2 separate regions of the Homo sapiens genome follow, and region 2 is linked to region 1. Evidence: read pairs that join two places in POLR2A ChIA-PET (ENCODE). Cell type or tissue: PC-9. All regions are shown on one strand. Links, peaks and the distances in the headings refer to the core of each region. The heading gives the core; the rest is flanking DNA.

Evidence for each region. Peaks named below come from ENCODE experiments on the same cell type or tissue, not always from the same donor. Only the 100,000 strongest peaks of a DNase experiment are listed, where the experiment ranks them.
Region 2: POLR2A ChIA-PET joins it to region 1 with 5 read pairs; 2 of 35 experiments call an interaction of 5 or more read pairs at or near these places.

Annotation. Positions count from the first base shown.
Region 1 is chr17:17,939,153-17,947,028 of GRCh38, forward strand. All of the region lies in intron 1 of TOM1L2 (target of myb1 like 2 membrane trafficking protein), which reads right to left. Among named protein-coding and RNA genes, the nearest start is that of TOM1L2, 29 kb to the right of the region's middle. In PC-9, for the core only: no CTCF peak of the experiment used is centred there; a DNase peak (open chromatin) is centred at 3,909; H3K4me3 peaks cover 407 bases; H3K27ac peaks cover 1,860 bases.
Region 2 is chr17:17,718,865-17,723,864 of GRCh38, forward strand. The region is part of intron 1 of RAI1 (retinoic acid induced 1); the gene reads left to right. LOC124903943 (a long non-coding RNA gene) reads right to left here and starts at 3,488. Exons shown (of 2, transcript XR_007065650.1): 1 at 2,258-3,488; 2 at 1-2,225. In PC-9, for the core only: no CTCF peak of the experiment used is centred there; DNase peaks (open chromatin) are centred at 1,496 and 2,457; H3K27ac peaks cover 1,316 bases.

The DNA.
Region 1 (7,876 bases), core at 1,767-6,766:
CAAAGAGAGGCCAGCCCTCTCTAGTGTGACTTTCTCTCCCTAACAGTGCCTAACTTTTGGTGTTGAGACGAATACCAGGCAAAAAGTTGGCAGCTGGCTTTTAGAGTTGAAAAGAACCTTAACTTTCATCTGATGGGAGGCCTCCCAGATGGGCTGTGCCCAGCCACTGCCCACAGTCACCTCACTGTACTTGTGATAGACCTTAGCAGATTCTATTCAGTCTTAAAAAATATATGACATTATGAGACAACTAAAAATTTTGAACACTAGTTGGATACATGATAGGAAATTACATTTTAAAAGTACAATCACAGTATTGTGATTGTTTCTAAAATGAGTCATTTTCTTTTAGAGATACATATTGAAATATATGCTGAAATAATATGATTTGGGGGACTTACTTCAAAATAATATGGGCAGGGTATGCATATTGACAAAATCTAATAGGTCATGAGTTGATAATTGTTGAAGTTCTATAAAGGGTTTGTAGAAGTTCATTATACTATTCTACTTTTGCATGTTTAAAATTTTCTATAACACAAAGTTTAAAAAGTAAATTTGAAGATAAAATTGACACATTCAATATTCTTAGAGAAAAGTTAAACATAGGGCAGAGATTATAAATGTAATGAAAGTATAAGTAAGGGAAAGATTCAAACTCAATAAACACATTTGTTGAGTCCCCATTATGTAGGAGGCTCTGTAGTAGCCTCTACTTCCTCATCTATAAAATGGAAGTGTTAAGAATTCTGCTTTGGGCCAGGTGTGGTGGCTCATGCCTGTAAATCCTAGCACTCTGGGAGGCCAAGTCGGGAGGATCACTTGAGGTCAGGAGTTCAAGACCAGCCTGGCCAACATGGTGAAACCTCATCTCTACTAAAAATACAAAAACTAGCCAGGTGTGGTGGCGGGTGCCTGTAATCCCAGCTGCCTGAGAGGCTGAAGCATGAGAATCACTTGAACCCAGGAGGCGGAGGTCGCAGTGAGCTGAGATCACGCCTCTGCATTCCAGGCTGGGCGACAGAGCAAGACTCTATCTCAAAAAAAAAAAAAAAAAAAAAAAAAAGGAAGAAGAGTTCTGCTGCATAGGGTTGTTACTCAGATGAGATGAGCTTATACGGGTCAAGCACTGATAAGAGTGGCTGGCATATAGCAAGAGTAATCAATAATTGGTAGCTTTATACAACCCTATGCAATAAATACTATTAGAATCATTTTACAGATGAGGAAGATGAGGCTCAGAAAAGTATGATAACTTGTCCAAAAAGTCATGCTGCCAATATGAGGGAGAATTTGAATTTCAGAGTCAGCACTGCCCCCACCCAGCTCAGGGATGGACTCTGGCATGCCATAGCCAGGAGAGAGTCCTGTGGGTGCAGAGCATGGAGAAGTCAGGCTTTCAGGGAAGAAATGAGCTGTGACTCCTGAACAAAGAGCAGGAATAAGGTAAGCCTGAAAGAATGAAGGAAGAAAAGCACTCAAGACCCTCAGCAATGCCATTCCGATGAAGTTCAAGGCAAATTCTTTTCCTAATTAAAGGCTGGTCTCCACAGCTGTCATTGGGGTGACCTCGCTAATTCAAATAAATAGCCACAGGGTTTCAAAGGGAACAGTTTTAACTCTGCTTTCCATAATAAGGATTCTGGATTACAGCCCAAAGCTTTAGCTAGTTAAGTGTGTGGGTCAGTCTCATAAATTGTTTTCTTGGCTGGATCCCAAGAAAGCCAGACTGTCATTCGAGCAATGAGGTGATTGGTTTTGCATTCCTACCCAAAAAGGAGGCTTCTCTATGATGCTTGCAAATCATACTTGTAAGATTTGTACCATTGGGATTCTCAATCTTCTGCTAAAATCTGTTCTAGTGTTTTCTTAGGGGAAACTACACTTCTGAAGATGGCTGTCCAGAGATAGCACCCCAGAACAGAGCTACTGGAGACCATTTCTCCAGTGAACAGGTGGAAGGGTCATCTCAGTAAGAAAGGCTTCTACGTTTGCTAACTGCCCCTTCTCTGAGAACTTTGGGGAGGGGCTACTGGCCCCCTGAAGTTCCTGTTCCAACTCGAAATTCTTTTCCTTACATGATGGTTGGGGCACTACTGCTGAGCAATTCCAGAGGGCTTTGCAGGAAGTGGGCTTTCCAGAGGGAAGTGCAGGAAGAGGACTGGTCGCAGTCCAAGGATGGCACTTGTGTCCTGGCTCTGCCCTCGGATGACTATGGACGACTCCCTTATATGCTTGGCTTCCTTGTTTAAAATCTTGGTTTTAAACAAGTTTAAACTTCATGGCAGCAGGAAAACAAAACATATGTGAAAAAGCTAGACAAAAAGCTGAGAATCATCATTACGCTGACTCCCATTAAGCCAGAACTAGATCAGATCTTTTAGAATAGGGATTCCAAGCCACGAGGAGATATCCACGGGCAGTCTAAGTCTTCCCTGTGGGTCCCTCACCTGCCCGTCCCTAAAGGCAGAGTGGAACAATGGAACCAGCCAGGCAGTGAGTTGGTCAGGCCTGGGTTTGATTTCTGGCTCTGCCACATTTATTATCTTCCAATGATCCATTCTTAGCAATTTTACAGTGGAAATGGATACATAAGCCCTGTCCATGCCTCACTAACTCGGCTGACTGAAAAACAAAAATCCACAGATAACCTATGAACCTCATTTTGCCTTAAAGAGTTTCAGCCTCTAAGCCAGGCGCAGTGGCATGCACCTATAGTCCCTGCTACTAGGGAGGGAAGGTGGAAGGATCCCTTGAGGCCAGAAGGTCAAGTCCAACCTGGACAACACAGCAAGACCTCATCTCTAAAATACAAAAGTCTCAGCCACTTTCCCACAAAAACGTAGCACAAAAGAGCTGATGTGCATGAACTTTTTATTTGAATGTTCTGTTCTCTCTACTTCTCTCCATTACAGGGGCTTATGAGAACTAACAGCTCCTAAAACGAGAGGCAGAAAGAAGGCAGAAGATATGGACAAAGGAGTCTAAGGAAAATTTGTAATCCAGTTCACCAGCTTATAAAAAACCAGCACTAGCTGAAAACAGCAGACAAAAGTAAGGACCAGACGACCCTGATCTGCCTGACCCAAGATCAGCATGTTCTTTTTCACAAGGCCACATTGCAAGGTTCCATTAATAAATAGCAGTAATAAGGATGGGGGCCTTGGGGTCAGGCAGACCTGGGCTCAAACTCCTGGCTCTGTAATGTATTAGCCCCAAGATCTCAGGCAAGTTCATTAATCCTGGCTTTAACCCTCAATCATATCATATGTAAAATGGGGATTAAAAACTATATACTTCGCAGGATTACTATACTAACCAGAAAATCATATCAATTTAAAGGACATTTATAATACTAGTTACTAAGTATTAAGATCTTATTATGGGCCGATATGTATGGGCCGATATGTACACCTTCCCTTTTAAATCTCAAAACAACCCTATGAGGGAGGTATTATGTCCCCCATTTTAAAAAATGAGGCTACTTAGTAGGCTCAGAGTAAGTAATTTGCCCCAAAAGATACAGTGTTGGGATGAGAATGTGACTTGGGTTTGTCTGCTCCAAAGACTGTTCTTATTGTCATTACAATGGTACTATAAGCAGTCACATCAGCACGGTAGTTAGTATAGAAAAGGAAGCAGTCAGAATTCCAGGAAAGGCTTTTGCCAGCTTTAGTCGCGACAGCCCTGGGATGGGCCATCACCATTCCATTTTACAGATGAGAACTTGGGGCTCAGAGACATGAAGACTGTTAGAAGTAAACAAAAAGCTGTTTATCTTTTAGAGCCCTTTATCTATTTCAGTATTTATAAAGTAATTATTATAAAGTAATATGATGCCTGGAATCTGCTTCAAAATAATGCAGAGTGGGAGGGGAGGATGATTAGATGAAACAAGATTGGATTGGCCAGATGCTTAGAAGCTGAGTCATGGGTACACAGAGGTTCATTACACTGTTCTCCCAATTCATATCTATGCTTGAAATTTTCTATGATAAGAAAAAGCAAAAATAAAAAAATACTTCATCTCCTGGAGAAAGCATAAGGCAGAAGCAGGTCTCAAACTGGGGTATGTTCTGTCCCCAAATTCTGAGTCCTCTCCAATCCACTGTAACAGTCACTTTAAAAAACCCTTTCTTCTTTCCATCTTGATATGGGTCCAAAGTGCTGCTAATTAGAGCTAGGGAGTTAGGAAGGCAAAGCAGTCTCTATAGGGGTCAGATAGTGGCAGACCAGCCTGCTGCTGGGGTGCGACAGAGGGCTGAATCCTGCTGCCTGGAGAGTGCAGAAAAGGCCTCAGCAAGGTAACAACACTTGGGTATGGAGAGAATGTGGATGATCCAAAAGAGAATGTAGGAATGTGAAGGCAAAGGAGAGAAGGAGCAGCCAGTGCAAATGCATGGAAAGGGGAGCCCGAAGGCTGAGCTGCCTCCAGATCTCTCTTGGGGATTGCTGCTGCAGCCTCCTCATTGTTATCACTTCCTCCACTCTCTCTTTCCATAGTCTACACTCCACACTGCCCCAGGTGGTCTGCACCAAACAGAAAATCTGATCTCATCTTCCCCCTAAGTATTAAAAACCTCCCAGATCTCCCCACTTCACTTCAGATAAGGTCTACACTCCTCAACCTGATCCTCAGGGTGACTATCTCTAACCAGCCCTGACTTCCACTTCCTACCCCTTGCCAGGGCCCCACGTGAACATCCAGAGCCCAAGGTCTAGCTGCCACAAACATACAGGCCCCTTTTCTCCAATGTTCTCTCTTCCTTGCACATCCCTCCCCCTCCAGGTAAACTCCTACCAGAGAGCAGCTCAGATGTCACCTCCTTTGTGAAGGCAGTCCTTACTCTGCCCCTCTCAGTGCATGCTGCTACATTATCAGAGCACCCCCACACTGCACTTGAGGGTCTTCCTCTGGATGAGAAGGTGGGCTCTAGGGCAGGGAGAGGCAGCAGACAAGGTGATCAATACAAGGTGCTTATTAACACTACTAGCGACATAAATAATGCAGCCCCCGGATAGGCAGGCAGGGGTTGTGCAAGCCATCATGGTGCCTGGCACAAAGTGGCTGCCGTGAGAGGCTGCCTGGTGAGTGGACAGGTGAGGACGGCAGGATGCTGAGCAAAGGGATGCTGAGCAGAGGGCTCCTTCCTGACCTTGGCTGAGGCAGCCTTGCTGCGGTGCCCTTCATGAGTCTGTAAGCTCACGGCTGCAGGAGGCTAATTCAGTGCCTAAAAATGCTGTAACAGTTTCTTTGAAAGGTTCCAGACAAATGGAAAATGACACCGACAGCTTGACGCTCCCTTCACCTCCATGGCTGCAAACCTAAAGAATATTTATGATCCGTGGGATCAGAGATTTGGTGTCTTAGAAGCAAAGAAAGGTCACAAGACAAACTAACGCAGACCATCTGCTCTTGGGTGGGGAAAGAGATTCCCATATTTGGAGTTATTCTCCCCAAAGCACCAGGCACCTGCTTCTCTTGTGAAAATCTATGAGCTAACACAATGATTTTTATTTAACATAGTATAAAACCAACGTCTCCTACAAGGAGAGGTGAAAAGCTGAACACAAACATGCCGACTAACAGGGAGCTATGGAAGCCTTCCGGCGGGGAAACAGGAGGTCCGCACTTGTGCTCTCCATATTAAATGCTTAGCGACAAGGCCTAACAGAGGAGAACAAATGCTCCCAGAGATGTCTGCCTGATGGCAATGGAGAAAAACTCATCTGGGGCTAGTACTAGTGGAGCTCCCCTCCTCCTCCATTTTTCATAGGCCGGATGCTCCTGCAATTCCCAACACCGTACTCCTGACATTGCAGCAGATGCTGCCCGCACTGCCGCCGCCACACTAATCCTTCATCCTCCGGGGCCAATGGAAATGTAGGATTTCCCATTAATCAGGGCCGTGGACACCAAAATAGCTCATCTGACCTTTGCAAATACCAAAGGGTGGATTTAAAGCAGAAACTGGCAAAAGGTAATGCAAAAGTCTTTAGCTTTCTTTTCAGAGATGATTTTATGCAGTCATTAGCTAAGAAACAGATTGCCAGTAGGACCAACAAGGTTAAAAATTAGGTGGAAAGAGCCAAATGTTTCACCACACACACACATACACACACACACACACACACACACTCTCTCTCTCTCTCTCTCTCATTCCTTGATGAATTATTTAACTTACATTAAAAATATATATATGGCTCAGAAATCTCTTGGCATTGGCACTGGATTGAAAACAGTGTCAAACTGGGAAGTAGCTGTTCTCTGAGAGAACACTTATACATCAAAACAAACATGGATTTCAATGTGCAATACCAGGTGGACTTCATCAGACAATACAGACCACAGATCTGCTATTGATGAAAAGATAGACCCTCTCTTAGGGAGACCCACATTACATAGGATGAAACTTCATTAAACTTCCTTATCACATACATACCCATCTTCTCTCTATTTACAGCCTATACATCTTAGTTAATCATTGATATTTTGTGAGCAAAAGTGACCTTAATATTTCACGGAGACTTTCTCTGCATAGCTATAATTCAGCACCACATAAAACTGGATCTTAAGTATCTTAATGAAATGTAGGACTCTTTCCATTTAAAAAAAGAGAAAAAGTAATTATAGAAAACTGGAAGAAAAAAGAAGAAAAGCTAGTCACATAAGTCTGCCACCACCCTAATTCAATCTTTTTTCTTTTTTTATTTTTTAAAAAAGATGTCTATTTTTGAGACAAGGTCTCAGTGTCACCCAGGCTGGAGTGCAGTGGCACAATCATGGCTCACTGCAGTCTCAACCTCCCGGGCTCAGGTGATCCTCCCACCTCAGCCTCATGAGTAGCTGGGACTACTGGGGTGCACCATCACGCCTGCCTGGCTAAATTTTTCATATTTTTTGGTAAGACGGGGTTTCATCATGTTGGAGACCAGGCTGGTCTCCAACCCCTGGGCTCCAGCAATCTGCCTGCCTCAGCCTCCGAAAGTGCTGGGATTATAGGAATAAACCACCGCACCCTGCCGTAATTCAATTTTGTATAAGAGCTTTATTGAGATATAATTTACATACCATGAAATCTACCCTCTTGAAGTGTACAATTCAGTGGCATTAGTACATATATTCACAGAGTTGTGCAACCATCACCACTATGTAACTCTAGAATATATTCATCATCCTAAAAATAAATCCTGTACCTGTTAGCAGTCACTTCCCATTCCCCCTCTCCCAGCCTCCTACAACCACTAATCTGCCTTTTCTCTATATAGATGTGTCTATTCTGAACATTTCTTATAAATGCAATCATACAATATATAGCTGTTTGTGTCTGGCTTCTTTCATGAAACATAATATTTTTACCCAATTCTATTTTTTATTAGCACTTTGTTAGGTTTCTTTCCCATCTCGATTCTGATATATTTAAAACTTAATCCTTTGCTAACATTATAAAGTTAAGTCTGTTTTTTGCTAAACCACAAGTTACTGACCCTAAGCTAGGCTCATGGGTGCAGAGGCTGCAGGAGGCCTGTTTTGCTCTCTAAACATCAGCTCATTATATTGGTCTAAGTATTGATCTAATTTTTTTTTTTAAGACAGAGTCTCACTCTATCGCCCAGGCTGGAGCGCAATGGCACAATCTTGGCTCACTGCAACCTCTGCCTCCTGGGTTCAAGCCATTCTCCTGCCTCAGCCTCCCAAGCAGCTGGGACTACAGGGATGTGCCACCACGCCTGGCTAATTTTTGTATTTTTAGTAGAAATGGAGTTTTACCACGTTGGCCAGGCTGGTCTCGAGCTCCTGACCTCAAGTGATCAGCCCTCCTCAGCCTCCCAAAGTGCTGGGATTACAGGCGTACGCCACCGTGCCAGCCTAAGT
Region 2 (5,000 bases), core at 1-5,000, 220 kb before region 1:
GTGTTGGAGCAGGTACAGTGGAGGCTGAGGAGGGGCAGGGTTCCTTCCTGAGGCATTTGCTCTCCCACCAGCCCCACTAGCATGAATGGCAGATCCCAGCAGCCGTATCCATCCTTCTTGCAAGTTGCTCAGGCAAGATACATCAGTGAATCCTGCTAACCCTGCCTTCATAATAAATCCAAAATCCGACCCCTTCTCATCGGCCCCACCCTGGCCAGGCCTCATCATTGCCCACCTGGACTAGTGTAGGATGCAGGCTTCTGTGCTCCTGCCCTGGCCCCACATCTGCCCTCTTCACAGGGAGAAACTCTGACCACCCAAGGGAAAGCGTGTCCCATCCCTGCTCAAAACACTGCAGAAATGCCTCATCTCGTTCAGTCTAAGAGCCAAAGTCCCTACAATGGTGTGTGTGCAAGCCCCTGTAGGTGTGGCCCCCCGTCCTCTCTGCCCACATCTCTTTCTGCTCACTCCCCTCAAGCCACACTAACCTCTTGGCCATTCCTCAAAAATCCCAGCCTGGCTGCTGCCTCAGGGTCTTTGCACTTGTTCTTCCTTCTGCCTGCACAGCTTTGCCCCCAGACAGCTGCATGCCTCACTACCTTTGTCTGTCAAGTGTGTTCTCAAATGCTCTTAAGTATGAGCTCTGACCACTCAGTGTAGAAAAACAGCCCCTGCAGATGCTCCCAGCCCGCTTCCTTGGCTTTATTTATTTTTCCATAGCACGCTTCACCTAAGGTAACATACTACATCATTTACTTATTCATTCTGTTTCTTGTCTGTCAAGACTAGAATGAAAGCTTTGTCTCATTCCTTGCTCTGAATCCTCAACACATAGAATGGAGCCTGGCATCTAGTAGGTGCTCAGTAAATATGTACCAAGCCAATGGATGCATACTTTTGCCACCTTCAAGTTACGTGACTGGGAGCAAGTGCATTTCCTGGACCTCAGTGATCCAGTCTCTCAAATGAGGCTGACTGATGGGGCGGGGGGAGATACATAGAGATTTGAAGTTGCTGCCCCACTACTCAATAAACATGTGGAATAGATGTTAAAACCTGGCCCACATCTGACCTCAGGCCTGCAGGCTTCCAGCGTGAGGCTTACCAGACCAGGGCTGAGCTTGAATGCGACTTCTGGGTCTTAGTGTACCAGCCTGGCCTGATGGGCCTCCCCGTCCCTTGTTTCCACCTGGGTGTCCCTGGTGGCCTGTCAGTGAGCCTTGTCCTTGGCTGGCTCCACTGCCTGCATTCCCTAGGACCCTGCTTAGAGTCCCCAGCCCTCTACCCACCCTGCCTCTCTGGTCAACAGCTCCTGTTTACTATTTAGCTCTGGAATGGCATCTGGACACACACTTGCATGAAAGCAGCTATTGAGATAGTGCTTGGCAAACAAAAGGGCTGACATGTCCAGACCTAGGTTCTCCAGAACACAGCCTCACCTCACCAGGAAGGACTGGGCCCTTTAAAACCTGTGAGCACCCCTACCATCCCAGCGAGGAGGGAGGATCCTAATTCCCCTGGGGCAGACTCTTGGTGAAAGGTGAAATCAGAACCTAGGGAGCAGGAAGCCTGCCAGCCAGGCAGCCTCCTCTGCTGGTGTTCCAGCAACATTTGTGGGTGCTGGGTGCTGGTTGCTGGCACCATGATCCCATGGAATCCTGCCAGTAGGGTCTGATGGAGTAAGCAAGGCTTTGGGGTCCATGCACACTTAGGTTTGAATTGTGAGGTTGCCACTCCATTCTGCTGCACTGCCACACGCCATGCACTGTGCTTGGTGGAGGTGAGCAAAGAATCTTGAAATTGAGAGTCGGATGGGATCCGATTGTGTTGCTGTGGTCTTGGCAAGTTCTTTGCAGGCTCTCAGCCTGGGTTTCTCCTCTAGGGGATGGTCAGATCCTGACCTTGGGGTACTGTCTTGTGACTCTCCATGATACCACTTGTGGAAGGGCCCTGGCCAGGTCAGGGTTTCCATCACCCTCTGGCAGATGTGAATGGCAGCCCTGCTGAATCAAGATCCCTCCGTACCACTGCCCCAGGAGCTCCAGGGAGTCCCCAGGGAGCCAGGGAACAAGAGAGGCCCCTGGAACAAATGACAGGCTCTGCCCTTTTTTGAGATAAGCCACCCACCACCATCCCATCCCTCTACACCCATCCCCAGAATCTGGAATCTGTGAAGGGTACTCACTGAGCGACCTGGAATCTGTGAAGGGTACTCACTGAGCGACCTGGAATCTGTGAAGGGTACTCACTGAGCGACCTCAGGTGAGTCTTCCGACATGTCCTGGCCCTGATGTTCTCCATGCTCCACCCCACCCCCATTTTATCCAGGGGAACTGTTGGCTCAAAGAAGAGAAAACTTGGGCTTGGTCAGGCTTATGGGAGGAGGGCTTGGTTTAACTTCATTGTTCCATGCATTCACTCACTCATTCATTGAACAAGTGCTTATGGAATGTATACCAGGAACCATTCCAAATACGGAAGATACACCAAGGAACAAACAGACAAAAATACCTACCAGATACCTAAATATGTAAATTACATGGTATATTAGAAGGTAGGGAACAGCATTCCAGGCAGATGGATCAACAAGTGCAAAGGTCCTAAGGTGAGAGTGTGCCTGCTGAATTCAGGAACTGCAAGGGGCAATGTGAGTGGGGCAACAGGCTGGGACTGAGGGCAGGAGTTGGTGGGGACCTGATTGTGTGGGCTGTCATCAACCACCTGGGGGACTTTCTCCTCCTCATCACTCAGAAACTGAGGAGGGGAGGGAAGACATTCCAGCCAGGTTGGTGATCCCCAGCGGGCATTTGGGCTTTTCCGTTGCCACCTTAATGGTATACACAATGCGCATCTCCTGGTTCACTCAGCAGCCTCAGGACTGAGTGACCCTGGTCCCCAAGACAGATATTGAAGACAGAGACTAAGCAGTCTGACATTTTAAATATGGGGAGCCCCGAGTGGGGCGGGGCTGCCCAGGACCTTAGGGATTCACTTCTGGTAGGGAGGGCTGCTACCAGGCTTCAGGGAATGCCAGAAAAAAGGTGCCCGAGGCCCACCTGGCATGTAATGATGGGCAGGATTGGCTGTAGGATGTATAGAGACTTTAGTATGGGCAGGGTTGGGGGTTAGTAGGTGGAGAAGGGAGATTGGGACATCATTGAGCAGCAAAACCCAAGTGTGACAGGTGGTCGGTGTGCTCCTGCCAGAGCAGAGGGGCCTGAGTAGGAGGAAGTGGAGGTGGAGGCCGAGGAGAATGAGACAGACAGACTCACTGGCCAGCGGGAGAAAGTGGTGGGACGAGCCAGGGCTGACACATCTGTGTGATCCCTGGTGCAGTAACTCCGGTAGATGGATGGACACGTGGATGGATAGAAAGGTGGGTGGATGCAGCGACGGATGGATGGATGAATGAATGAATGAATGCATGCGTGGGCGGTGAGCGGCCGGGAGAGGGGCGGGCCAGCTGAGCGCTCAATCACAGCCCCGGGGCTCGGCGCCCGCCAGCTGCACTCAGAACCCCCCTCACCGTGGCCCTGCCCTGTGGCGCCTAATTACGTGCCCCCAGGGCTCTGGAGCGGCTGCTGGGACTGCAGCGAAGAGGGGCCCGCGCCACCTCCGCCAGGCTCCACGCGCCGGCCTTGAGTGCGCTCCCCTCGGCCGCCGGGAAACCTAGAGGCGCGGTTTGGCCCCAAGGTCCCCGGTCCCGCTCTTCTTTGTCTCGGCCTAGTTCTCGGCTGTCTCCGGGCCGCGACCCACCTCTCCTGGCGGTCCTTGCCGCATGCTTCTGTGCTGCGCCAGAATCATCGAGTCTCAGTTCTCGCTGCCTTCCCGGCCAGTAGGCGTCTCCCCCAGCTGGGGAGGGTCCCCCAAACCCTGTGCTTCTAGGACCGCGGGGCCGGCAAGCGGCAGGATCTCCAAGCTGCGTCTCTGATGCGGCTAGGGGAGGCGCGCGATGAAGGCCCCCCTCTTCTCCGCCTTCTCTCTACGCCCCACCGCTACTACACGTCGCGCTGCGCCGCGACCCCGGCGCTGCCTGTTGGCGCCTTAAGCGGCTCTTCTGCCGCGGTGCGATCCCCGACGCCAGGAGGACTAACCCCCACCCGCCAGGCCTCAGACCCCACGCAGATCCAGCCACACACGCAACCGCCTGCAGATACCCACCACAGCCCTTTAAGTTAACCCAAAGCCCCGTACAGGCGCACTGCCCCTACATGCGCAGCCCCACGGCCCCACACACCCACCAGCCCACTCGCAAACAGGCCCACATGGCCACACAACTGCCCTCTGGACACTCAGCCCCACGCAGGCACAATCCCATATACACACAACCGCACACAGGCGCAATCCCACCCACGCAGTACCTCACGGAGTCACACAACCCCCCTATAAACAATCGCACAGACACAGCCCCACGCAGCGCCACATCATTCAGTCAAACTGAGACCCAGAAACACATTCACTAGCTTGTATCCAGACCCCCCCCCCCAAGCCCCGTGACATTCACTCGTAGGACAGACCAGAAATATACAGCCACATTGATACACACACGGACCTAAACGCACAGCCAAGACCTCACCCGCAGGCTCGTAAGTCACTGGAAAAATATTAAAGCGTTCCCTCCCTCCCCTCCTCTATCTTTGACATACACACGCCTGCGCGCGCGCGCACTCTTACACTCACACCCCCCGTCCCTAAGCGCGTCGGAGCCTCGCAGCGGGTGACCCCGAGGCCCCGCGGTGAGAGCCAAGGGAGCGTCTCCCCGGCGCCCCCTCCTCCCGCTCCCTTCCCGAGCTCATCTCTCGCCCCCCCGCCCGCCTCCTCCTTCCCTGCCCCCTCCTCCTCCTCCCTTCCCCCGAGTCTGGGGCGCGGGCTGCGCGCAGCCAAGCCCCCTCATCGCGCGCCCCTCCCCGCGCGCGCCCCGCGCCAGCATCGCGCTTACCGAGTGGATGCGGCCACGGGGCCGTCTCTAATTACCTCCTGACCCCCGGCGGCCTGTGAAT